2 separate regions of the Homo sapiens genome follow, and region 2 is linked to region 1. The links are chromatin loops, found by intact Hi-C in ENCODE. Cell type or tissue: PC-3. All regions are shown on one strand. Region 1 overlaps DNAH8 (dynein axonemal heavy chain 8). Region 2 overlaps DNAH8 (dynein axonemal heavy chain 8).

The links. Hi-C counts contacts between places; a loop is a spot of excess contacts. Peaks named below come from ENCODE experiments on the same cell type or tissue, not always from the same donor. Only the 100,000 strongest peaks of a DNase experiment are listed, where the experiment ranks them.
Region 2: a loop joins it to region 1, with 6 times the contacts of the local background. A loop is called at or near these places in 2 of 110 quality-filtered maps.

The regions. Positions count from the first base shown.
Region 1 is chr6:38,931,077-38,936,076 of GRCh38, forward strand. It overlaps DNAH8 (dynein axonemal heavy chain 8), which reads left to right. Exons shown (of 93, transcript NM_001206927.2): 76 at 735-917; 77 at 4,516-4,621. All of the region lies in intron 2 of DNAH8-AS1 (DNAH8 antisense RNA 1), which reads right to left. Among named protein-coding and RNA genes, the nearest start is that of DNAH8-AS1, 20 kb to the right of the region's middle. In PC-3, a CTCF peak has its summit at 2,529 (motif pointing left); a DNase peak (open chromatin) is centred at 2,575; H3K27me3 peaks cover 3,853 bases.
Region 2 is chr6:38,811,102-38,816,101 of GRCh38, forward strand. DNAH8 (dynein axonemal heavy chain 8) reads left to right here. Exons shown (of 93, transcript NM_001206927.2): 25 at 2,953-3,028; 26 at 4,367-4,556. Among named protein-coding and RNA genes, the nearest start is that of DNAH8, 98 kb to the left of the region's middle. In PC-3, no CTCF peak of the experiment used is centred here; a DNase peak (open chromatin) is centred at 2,580; H3K4me3 peaks cover 1,675 bases; H3K27ac peaks cover 2,216 bases; H3K27me3 peaks cover 825 bases.

The DNA.
Region 1 (5,000 bases):
GGTCTTTTAAAAGATCCTAGATTTTTATCTGCAATGTGAAGGCATAATGCCTTAGAATGTGATGGTGGCCTTAGTGATGTTTTCGGTCACGGGCAGAATTAAGATTAACCAGAGATTTAAGTCATTTAAAAATTCTATGATTGCCACCTGATTTTTAGATAGCAAAAACCAATTGTTTTTTCAACATGCTGCAAATAGTAGTGTTGAAGATAAATGTTACCTTTTTGAAAAAAGTTGGCGTTTTTCCTTTGAAAATTACATTAACTTTTTCTGTTGTCAAATATGCTTCAGATATACCTATGAAATTCAAAAAACAAAATTTCCTATAAACACATCAAATTTCCACAGTAGGAAACAATTTTCTTAACTGGAGAAAAAATAGCGGCTCCTGTACTACAAACAATTGATGGGAGTGATAAGTACTTGCTAAAATGTTAAAGTCAAATCTTAGATATGTCTAAGTTTTCCTTTATTCACCGTTTGTTTTGGATAACTTTTTCATTTGATTTGCTTGGTATCATTGCTAAAAACATCACCAGGCAGGACTACAATTCTAAATTATTCTAAATTGAATAGGCTTTATTATTTAAGATCAGTGATTAAAATTTTGTAACTTTCCTTCCCAATTTATTGAAGCGTCACAGCACTGACAGGTAAATTCTTTTCTAAATTGAACCCAAGTTCCTTTCCCTGCCCTTTAAGCTGTTTTTAATTTTATATGTGAATTTATGTAGGTGAAAGTCGGTGATAAGGAATGTGATATCATGGATACATTTAAACTTTACATTACTACGAAGTTACCAAATCCTGCCTTTACCCCAGAGATTAATGCTAAAACGTCAGTCATTGATTTCACTGTTACAATGAAAGGACTTGAGAATCAGTTACTAAGGAGAGTCATTCTAACAGAGAAACAGGTAATCTCTCTCTCAAGGTAAAGAATTTCTGCTTATAATACATGCTTAAAATGTATTGAGAAATTGCTAAGTATGTGAAAAAGAAAAAAAAATTTAAAAACCATATTTATCCTTGTTAACATAAGTATTTCTTTTGCAGCCTTAATTCCTGTCAAGAAATCATGTAACTCATCTTCTCATCCAGCCTGAAACACACACACACACACACACACACACACACACACCCGTCTCTTTCTACTTCTGTCTTTAAACTTCTAGGTGTACTGACTCTCTTATGTATAGTCCTTGTCTTGGGGACACCTGAAAACATCAATAAAACAATGATTGAGAGAAAAAGAAATTCCTCTGAATGGCTCTTCTTTCCACTGTAGTAGTTTCAACTACTACAGTCCAATAATCTAATGATATAGGGAGCCATACCTTTATTTTTAATTAAATTTTCCTGCACTAAAGCAGGGAAATTATGTCTAACTGAGGGTTCTAATAAAACAAAGAACAACTTAGGACTGGAAGATTTTAAGAGACTGATACAAGATTAAACTAATTTTTAAGTTGAAGCTCAGAAAACATTGTTTTATGCATAAAATATAATTGCATAAAATATTTTATGTATCTGCATTATAAAGTACATTTGCATAAAATATGATAAAGTAATTAATTTTAGAATTAAAGATTCAAGACAAAGGCAAGGTTAGAAATAATAAGAGCAGCAAGGCATGAAGTGGATGGGTGAGAAAAAGAATGACAAGGGAGGAAAACAGACAGAGGAGGGAAAAGAGGAGATGTGAATCCAGGGTCCCAAACACAGGAGAGACATCCAAGAAGGGAGAGGGAAATGACACAGACACCAAAGAAGTAGACTCAGTGAAAGGCAACATCCTACCTGGCTCATAGACAGTTACCACAGGCACAGGCCCTTGAAAGGTGGCTGGTCTGGTGGAGTGAAAAGGGCACAGTCTCAGCTTTGACTCTCTTAGTTGTTTGATCTTGGTTTCCAACAAACCTGGGGCTTATGCAGTCCAGGAAGGGATCCCGTTCCTCTTCCACAGCCAGGCGGAGATGGCCCTGGCCCGGCAATTCACTGTTTCCATCGCCTCTCAGGATCACATGCTGTTAACTGTTGACAGTTAGTCCCTTGTGGTCTAATTGGTGCTGTGGGTTTATTTTGAGATGATTCCTCGCTGGTCTAGATCCCCCATGCAGGCTGCACTAACCTCCAGAAGTCAAGCAACTCCACTGTCTAAAGGTCCCCAGGGCTCCCCACACCCACTCTTCTTATTCCCTAGCTTCCTCTTCAAGAGATGTGCTAAGATGCTCATAGCAACCTTGCTGGAGAAAAAAATGCACATTTAATATGCAGGAGGGTATTCTAAACATTATATTTAACCCTCCTAACAATCCTACTATTATACCCATATTTTTACAGATGAGCAAATGGAGACCAAAGAAAATAAGGGTCTCGGTCTGTAACAGCACATGGACTTTGCAGCCTGCCAAGCCTCCTAGATAAGGTTTACAGGTCCTGCTATGAAGTTTAGCAAGAGTCCACTGTGCTATGATATCTGTTTTTCCATATCCAGAAAAGGAAGCTAATATGATTTCATTTTGTCCATGTATTCCTATACTGCCACCCAGGGGTGACCATTTTAATGAAAATGACTAACTGGTTATTTCCCTGCAAATACAGCAATGCTCTTTATCGCCCCATCAACTCCTGCCACCCTGTAAGTACAATGGCAATAACACTAGTCTTGGAGTTGGAGGACAAGGGTATTAGGCTGTTTTAACACACAGCTAGTTACTGGCAGAGACCGGCCTAATACCCTTGTTATTCAGAGTTCATATTTCTGGGTCCTTGGCTTTTCCAAATGTAAAATAAAGAAATTGGACTAAATTCAGCACATTTCAGTTTGACAAATATTTATTGGGTTGAGTTTCTTCTTTACAAAGCCACAAGATAAGTACTGTCAATAATACAAAAATGAATAGGAAAGCTTATGTATCTGTTTTCTAGATGCATAAACCGTAGTTGGAGGGAAATAATCTACTGATAGATTGTGATACAAACTATATTAGAGGCCAGGCGTGGTGGCTCACCCCTGTATTCCTAGCACTTTGGAAGGTTGAGGCAGGTGGATTACCTGAGGTCAAGAGTTTGAGACCAGCCTGGCCAACACGGTGAAACCCCGTCTCTACTAAAAATACAAAAATTAGCCAGGCGTGGTGGTGCACGCCTGTAGTCCCAGCTACTCGGGAGTCTGAGGCAGGAGAATTGCTTGAACCTGGGCGGCAGAGGTTGCAGTGAGCCGAGATCACACCACTGTATCCTAGCCTGGGTGTCAGAGGGAGACTCCATCTCAAAAAAACAAAACAAAACAAAACAAAAAACACGCACAGAAAAAAATCACAAAAAAACAAAAAACAAAACAAACTACATTAGATGTACAGATGAAGGCTGTGCCATGGCTTTTGATTGACTGGTTCAGGAAGACTTTTTGAAAATGATGAAATTTCTGAAGCAATTTTCCCAGAAACCTTCCCAAATAAGTTTTAAAACACCTTCTTTTAACGTAATTCTAAGTGCAGCATGTGATTCTGTATAAAATCAGAAGAAAAATGTTGTAAGGAATATTATTGAGATTATTGAGATTTCAATGTAGACTCTGTGTTTAGTGAGAGTATCAGTGATACTGACACATCAGTATCAGTGTTAAATTTCCTGAATTTGAATATTGGGCTACACTTATGTAAAAGAATGACCTGGTTCTTCAGAGATTTGCTAAAGTGTTTAGGGGTAAAAGGACATGACATCCACGAGTGATTCAGCAGTAATAATAATGATAACAACAATAACAATAATGACAACATTATGTATTCTATAGAGATATAGTGATAAAGCAAAATGTGATTTGGTGAATCTAAGTGAAGGCTATATGAAAGTTCCTTGTATTAGGCTTGCAACTTTTTGAATGCTTGAAATTTTTTCAAAATATAATTTTAAAAATATATCATTTTATGTAAGAAGAAAAAAACTCCTGTAAACATTCAAGTTTGCCCTCTGTAGAAGGAGATACAAATAAAATGGAAAATGGGTTTGTATTGGCAATCGGCTGTGCCAAACCAGGTACCTGGTGCTCCCATAGGAACCAGGCCAAGAGCTCACATTTAATCTGGGTAGCCCCTTGGTTTCTTGGTATTATTGCCTTTTTGTTTCTACTTGTTCTGACTGCAAATAAAGATAGCATTTCTTACAGAAGCAGTGTGGGAACAGGGCCAAGAGAATGGGACATGCTATTTATAAACTTAAAGCTGGCAAGAGAGCTTGGGGTAATTGGGCAAAATTATTTAGCAGAATTGTCTGGTGCCTGCCAGTATAAGTGCTGTGGAACCTTAATGACAGTAGGCATAATTTTAAAAAAATTTCCACAGAAACAAAAATATGGATAGATAGATTTGGCTAATGATAGTAATTTCTTCTGCCATTCAAAAGGTACTTTGCTTTAAACTTTTAAAATTGTTAATAAACACTAGTGAGTTGGGTTTACTGTAATAACTGGTAATTATAGTTCCAATGTTATTTTTTGTTTTTTAATGACAGGAGTTAGAGGCTGAGAGGGTTAAACTTTTGGAGGATGTTACTTTTAATAAGCGGAAGATGAAAGAACTTGAAGATAACCTCCTCTATAAATTAAGTGCTACAAAAGGTATTGTGTTATTAAGAAGTAATGAAATAACGGATTCTGAATAAGGATTTCATTTACACTCTTTTCAATGCCCTCATGACTATAGATGTTAGGAAATACTCATGTTATCAATGCAAAAACAAGCAAGGCAATTTCCATCTAGACATTAAAGAGGGACGGCAGAGAATCTGATTTTTGAATTAGCAAATAGAGACTGAGCATCTGAGAATAACACAATTTTCTTGATATAATTGCTTTCTCCTGAGAAAAATTAGGGCTCCTGATAGAGCTAGATAACTCATTATAGGTTAATTTGCTTGCCCCAAAGAAACTAATGTGCTCAATCTATTTTTTTTTTTTTTTTGAGACAGAGTCTTGCTCTGTCTCCCAAGCCAGACGT
Region 2 (5,000 bases), 120 kb before region 1:
TCTCAGAGTGCACTTTCTATTTGAGGGTTTATAGCTTTCCTTAATGCTAGAAAAAACCTCAGCAATTTTCCCTTTAGTTATTGCTTCTAGGATATTCTTTCATTGTCTTCTTCTGGAACTCCTATTAATTGAATGTTGGGTAGAATGACCACATAACTTATTGTTCCAACTATGGAACTTTTGTGAGTGAAGGAGCACTGTCCAGATGAGGTGCCAGGACACAGTGAATCTGGAACTGTCCTGGGCACACTGGACATGTGGTTATTTCATATGTTGGGGCTTCTCATTCTCTTCTCGTTGTCTCCTAATGACTCTGTCATCTATGTTATCTTTTTGCCTTTCTGAACTACATTATGGGCAGTATCTCTGTATCTATTCTAAAGATTTTGTCATCTGTGGCATCTTAAATATTTCAAGAAAAAATACTTTTTCCTTATCCTCCAGATATGGTATTATTTCTGCCTTTTTAGTTTAGCAAATTTTTTATTTTTTTGGAAGAGTCTTCATATATCACTGAACATTTTCCCTTACTTTAGAGCTTGTTATCTGGACATTAATTTTTATCTAGAGTGAGTTTCTGTTTCGTTTTTGGATTTCGTTAGCTCTCTTTCTTACCCTTAGACATATTCACGCATACTTGGGTTTTAATGTGCAGGCTCTCTTTGAGCGAGAGCTTTGTTTTTGTGTTTCTTTTTCCTTCTCTCTCTCCCTATCTATGAGTTTCACTTTTGCCTCTAAATGACACTTGGAACCCTGAGTACAGAACCAGGTCTTATTTCTTCACAGTTACTGGCCCCTGGAGAGATACTGGGGGTATGGCAGGTTTGGCTAGGGAGCACACGGGTAGCCTAACTTAGTTACTTATCAGGGAATTTGTGGATGTGCTTCTTTTGCCCCAGGTCTGCATCTCCTGGAAAAGCCATAGCTGCAGGAAGTAAGTTGACGCATTTTGTCTTGCAGCATCATCTGCAAGACAGATGGGAGAGCATCATCTTAGTTTTTGGCCTTAAGTAGTGAGGCTGGCCGAGGCCCCATCCCTCATTGAGTCCTGTCCATCCTCTATATTCCACCAGAGCCAACCTCCCCACGGTCACTGCCTCTTTCCAGCCCGGAACCCTGGCTAGGCTGTCCTTGAGTTTCTCTCCATTTCTACTTCATGGAGATGCTTACCTTGTATTTGAGCATTCTCATGTCCTTTATCTCCCATCCATGATTGTGATGAGTTTGGCAAAAAGAAGCTTTTTTGAAGTATGAACTCACTATGCTACATTGATTTACAAGTTCTGCGGCAATTTAGCAATTTTTGAGGAGGCATACATGAGGATAGTACTAAAAACCCTTACTTGTCTAAAATGTCTTTCTCTTATGCCCACACACGAACGCTAGCTTGGTCTTCTGGGATCAGAATCCCTTTCTGTCACGCTCTACAGAGGCTGCTCCATTGGCTTCTTTGGTTTCAGTTTTTAGAGGAGAGTTCTGCTGCGAATCCGATTTTCCTTTCCAACTAACAACTTGTATTTGTTTTGATGCTGACAGGATTTCTCTTTTATTCTTGAAATTCACAAATTGTATGTTTAGATGCAGGTGGATTTCCCCCCATTAATCCTGTCAGGCACCTAGAGAATCTCTTGAAGATGAAAAAAAAAAGCCTATTCTTAAGGTTAAAGGAGTGCTTTGCTTTAATTTCCCATATCTACACAGTATTCACGTGCCGTATCTAGGTAGTAAGCATCTCTGAGCGGAGTGACTCTCTGGAAATTACTTAGCCTCTCCCTACCTTGGTTTCCTTATCTACAATATGGAAAGAATAATAATCGTAGGGTCTGCCTCACAGAATTAATGTGAACATGAACTGGTAATCTATGGAAAGTGGCTGGCATACATTAAAACATTCAATAAATGTTACTTATTCTTACCTTTTCTCTAAGTATTTTCTCTCTCTTTGTATTTTGCACCTGAAATTTTGGAGAATACCTTCAGCTGATTCTCTAATTTGCTATATAAGGTACCAAATGATCTAGTGCACTGTTCACTGCCTTTATTATTCAACTGTTCCTTTATACTTTATGAAAACTCTTTCTTATTCTCAAATTACACACTTTGAATCAATGCCCACACTAATTTTATTGCAACATCTTGAATTTCACTGGGACACTATGAATTGAGGGGTTTTGTTTGCTTGCTTTCTTTTTGTTCAGTCCTTTCCAATAATACGTTTATCTGGGAACCATTGGCCCTGAGTGCTAAAAGTTGGGTCTTCACTTTTGAACTGTGGCCTCTATGTTTCTTGTGATCCCCTCCCACCCCCCATCTGCTTGTATTTAGAAATGGAGGTGTAAGTTTTCAGTAATGACGGTATTTCTTGCACTCCCAGAGAAAAAGAGAATGGACAGTTTACATTTATTATAATTTTGCCTGGGATAGGGGTGGAGGTTAAGACAGAGGGAGCTATGCTAGCCAGACTAATTTGCAGCTCTGCATGTGTCCTTCATAACTGGACTCAGGCGTCTGTGCTGCTGTCTGTGCATGAGTGATATTGTTTAACAACGCGGTTTTTGGAAAGCATGGACCAGAAACTTCCTGTTTAATCTTGTGAAAATATAGATAAAGAAGCATATAAAAGTATATGCTGGTGATCTCATCTTGTATCTGTTGCAGGGCTGGGAACAAAGAATGCCTTTAGTAAACATTGTTAAAGGTTATTACTGAGAAAGAACAACATTAAAATAGTAGAAAATGTATATGAGATTACTATTTTACTTCTAAGACTATTGGGTCATTGTATTTTCTTAGTTCTCTGCAATTTAGGGTTCTGTTATAAGTAATATTCTCTTTGTGTAATTTGGCCTTTTAAAAATGATCTTTATTGTTCGGACTGAATTTTGTAGCATAATAAACTAACAATGAAATTTTAGGGTAAGGTTCATCAGCTAAATGTCCATCTCATTGCAGCCTTTATGGGCGAAAGCAGTCAGAAGATATTATTTCCTTTATAAAAAGTGAAGTACATCTTGCAATTCCTAATGTGGTAAGTATTATTAAATACACTGATAATTTGATAAGGTGCTTAAGAAGTATAGTACTAGAACTGAGCTTTCATTTAGGTAACATTTTGGTCCTATGTCTTTTTTCACTTTCCCTCACTATTTAACAAATTGGAAATGTCATTTATATCTGTTATGAAAAAGCTACTTCTGGGATGGGTGCAGTGGCTCACGCCTGTAATCCCAACACTTTGGGAGGCCAAGGCGGGTGGAGCACCTGACGTCAGGAGTTTGAGACCATCCTGGCCAACATGGTGAAACCCCGTCTCCACTAAAAATACAAAAATTAGCCAGTTGTGGTGGTAGGTGCCTGTAGTCCCAGCTACTTGGGAGGCTGAGGCAGGAGAATTGCTTGAACCTGGGAGGTGGAGGTTGCAGTGAGCTGAGATCATGCCACTGCACTCCAGCCTGGGCGACAGAGCAAGACTCTGTCAAAAAAAAAAAAGTTACTTCTGTATTAGCTCATGATGTATTGAAGGACTCGTGAAAGAATTGAGTTAGGCATCTGTTCTGCCAGCAGTTAGCAAGCACCCTACAAATTGCCTTGCTTTTTCTTACTTCAGACATTAAATTATCTAAATAAAATCATCACAGTTGTCCAGATCCCTACCTCAAACACATGACTGTGAGGCAACGCACTAAGGTAAGGATGGCAGAAGAGAAAGACAAAAAGAGCCTGTGCCCTGAGCATCTGAATCACCCGTGTCTTCCCATGGCACTTATCTTTACAACTACCCCAGCTGCTGATGGGCATCTGGAACTCCAAGCCACATGGGATGGCTGAGCTGCATTCTGCGATGGGTCAAAGGATAAGGCCAGGCAGAAACGGTCCGTGACTCACCTAAAACCACCTTTACATGGTCTGACCTCCTGAAGGATACCTTCTTAGCTTATTTGGCACATTTCAAAGAACTGAGGTCAGAATCTTGGTGGTGTAGCTTCTTCAGTTACTTTGTTTCATAGATCTCTAACACATAGTCTGTAATTTCCCACTGCATTCTGCCACCCTCATGGGGAAAAGGATGACAAGTACTAGTTTGACCTTTTTAACAAAATCAAAATGTCATTTCTATCTGTTATTAAAAAGTTACGTCCGCATTAGCTCGTGGTGTAATGAGGCTTGCAGGAATCGATAGCGGGAAAACTTCAGGATAGAGAAAATCTGCATCCTCCCCATCTTCCTCTATCATTCTCCCCCTCAAATCAGCCTTGCACTGGGCCAGCCGAGGCTTGCCCCACTCAGTGGGGAATGGAGGTGGTGAAAATTGAGGGATGGACTGTATGTGCCGGCAGTATTACACATTTGTTTCTTCTTTCCACAGGTGATGATTCCTAGTTTGGATGACATTCAACAAGCCATTAACCGTATGATCCAGTTAACCCTGGAGGTCAGCAGAGGAGTGGCTCACTGGGGGCAACAGCAAATCCGTCCCATCAAGTCTGTCATTCCCAGCCCCACCACTACTGACGTGACCCATCAAAACACAGGAAAACTGCTGAAGAAGGAAGAAAGTAAGAATGTAAAATTAGTCAATGATCTTACTGATCCTTTTTGGATTTGATAGCATATAGATTTTTAAATTATTTTATATGTTTGATACCTTTTGCATTTAAAAAATAGTATGTTTCATCTTAAACATAACGTGCAGGCATTTTTTCCTGGCTTTGGGTGGTGGGTGAAAAGGATTTTTAAATCACTTTTCTACTATGATGATCTTAAGTTAAAAATTAAAATAAACCTTAGCACTAATTTTACTTTCTGCATGATAGTAGGTTGGATAAACTTAAGGTAAACATAAATTCGTCACTTAAGTAGTTATGAATATGATATGATAGTGACCCAAAATGTTATGAACATTTTTTTGACACTTCCTGTATAGAAAGAAACTGGTTTCTTTTTTATTTTATTTTATTTTGTTTTATTTTATTTTATTTTATTTTATTTTAGTTCTAGGG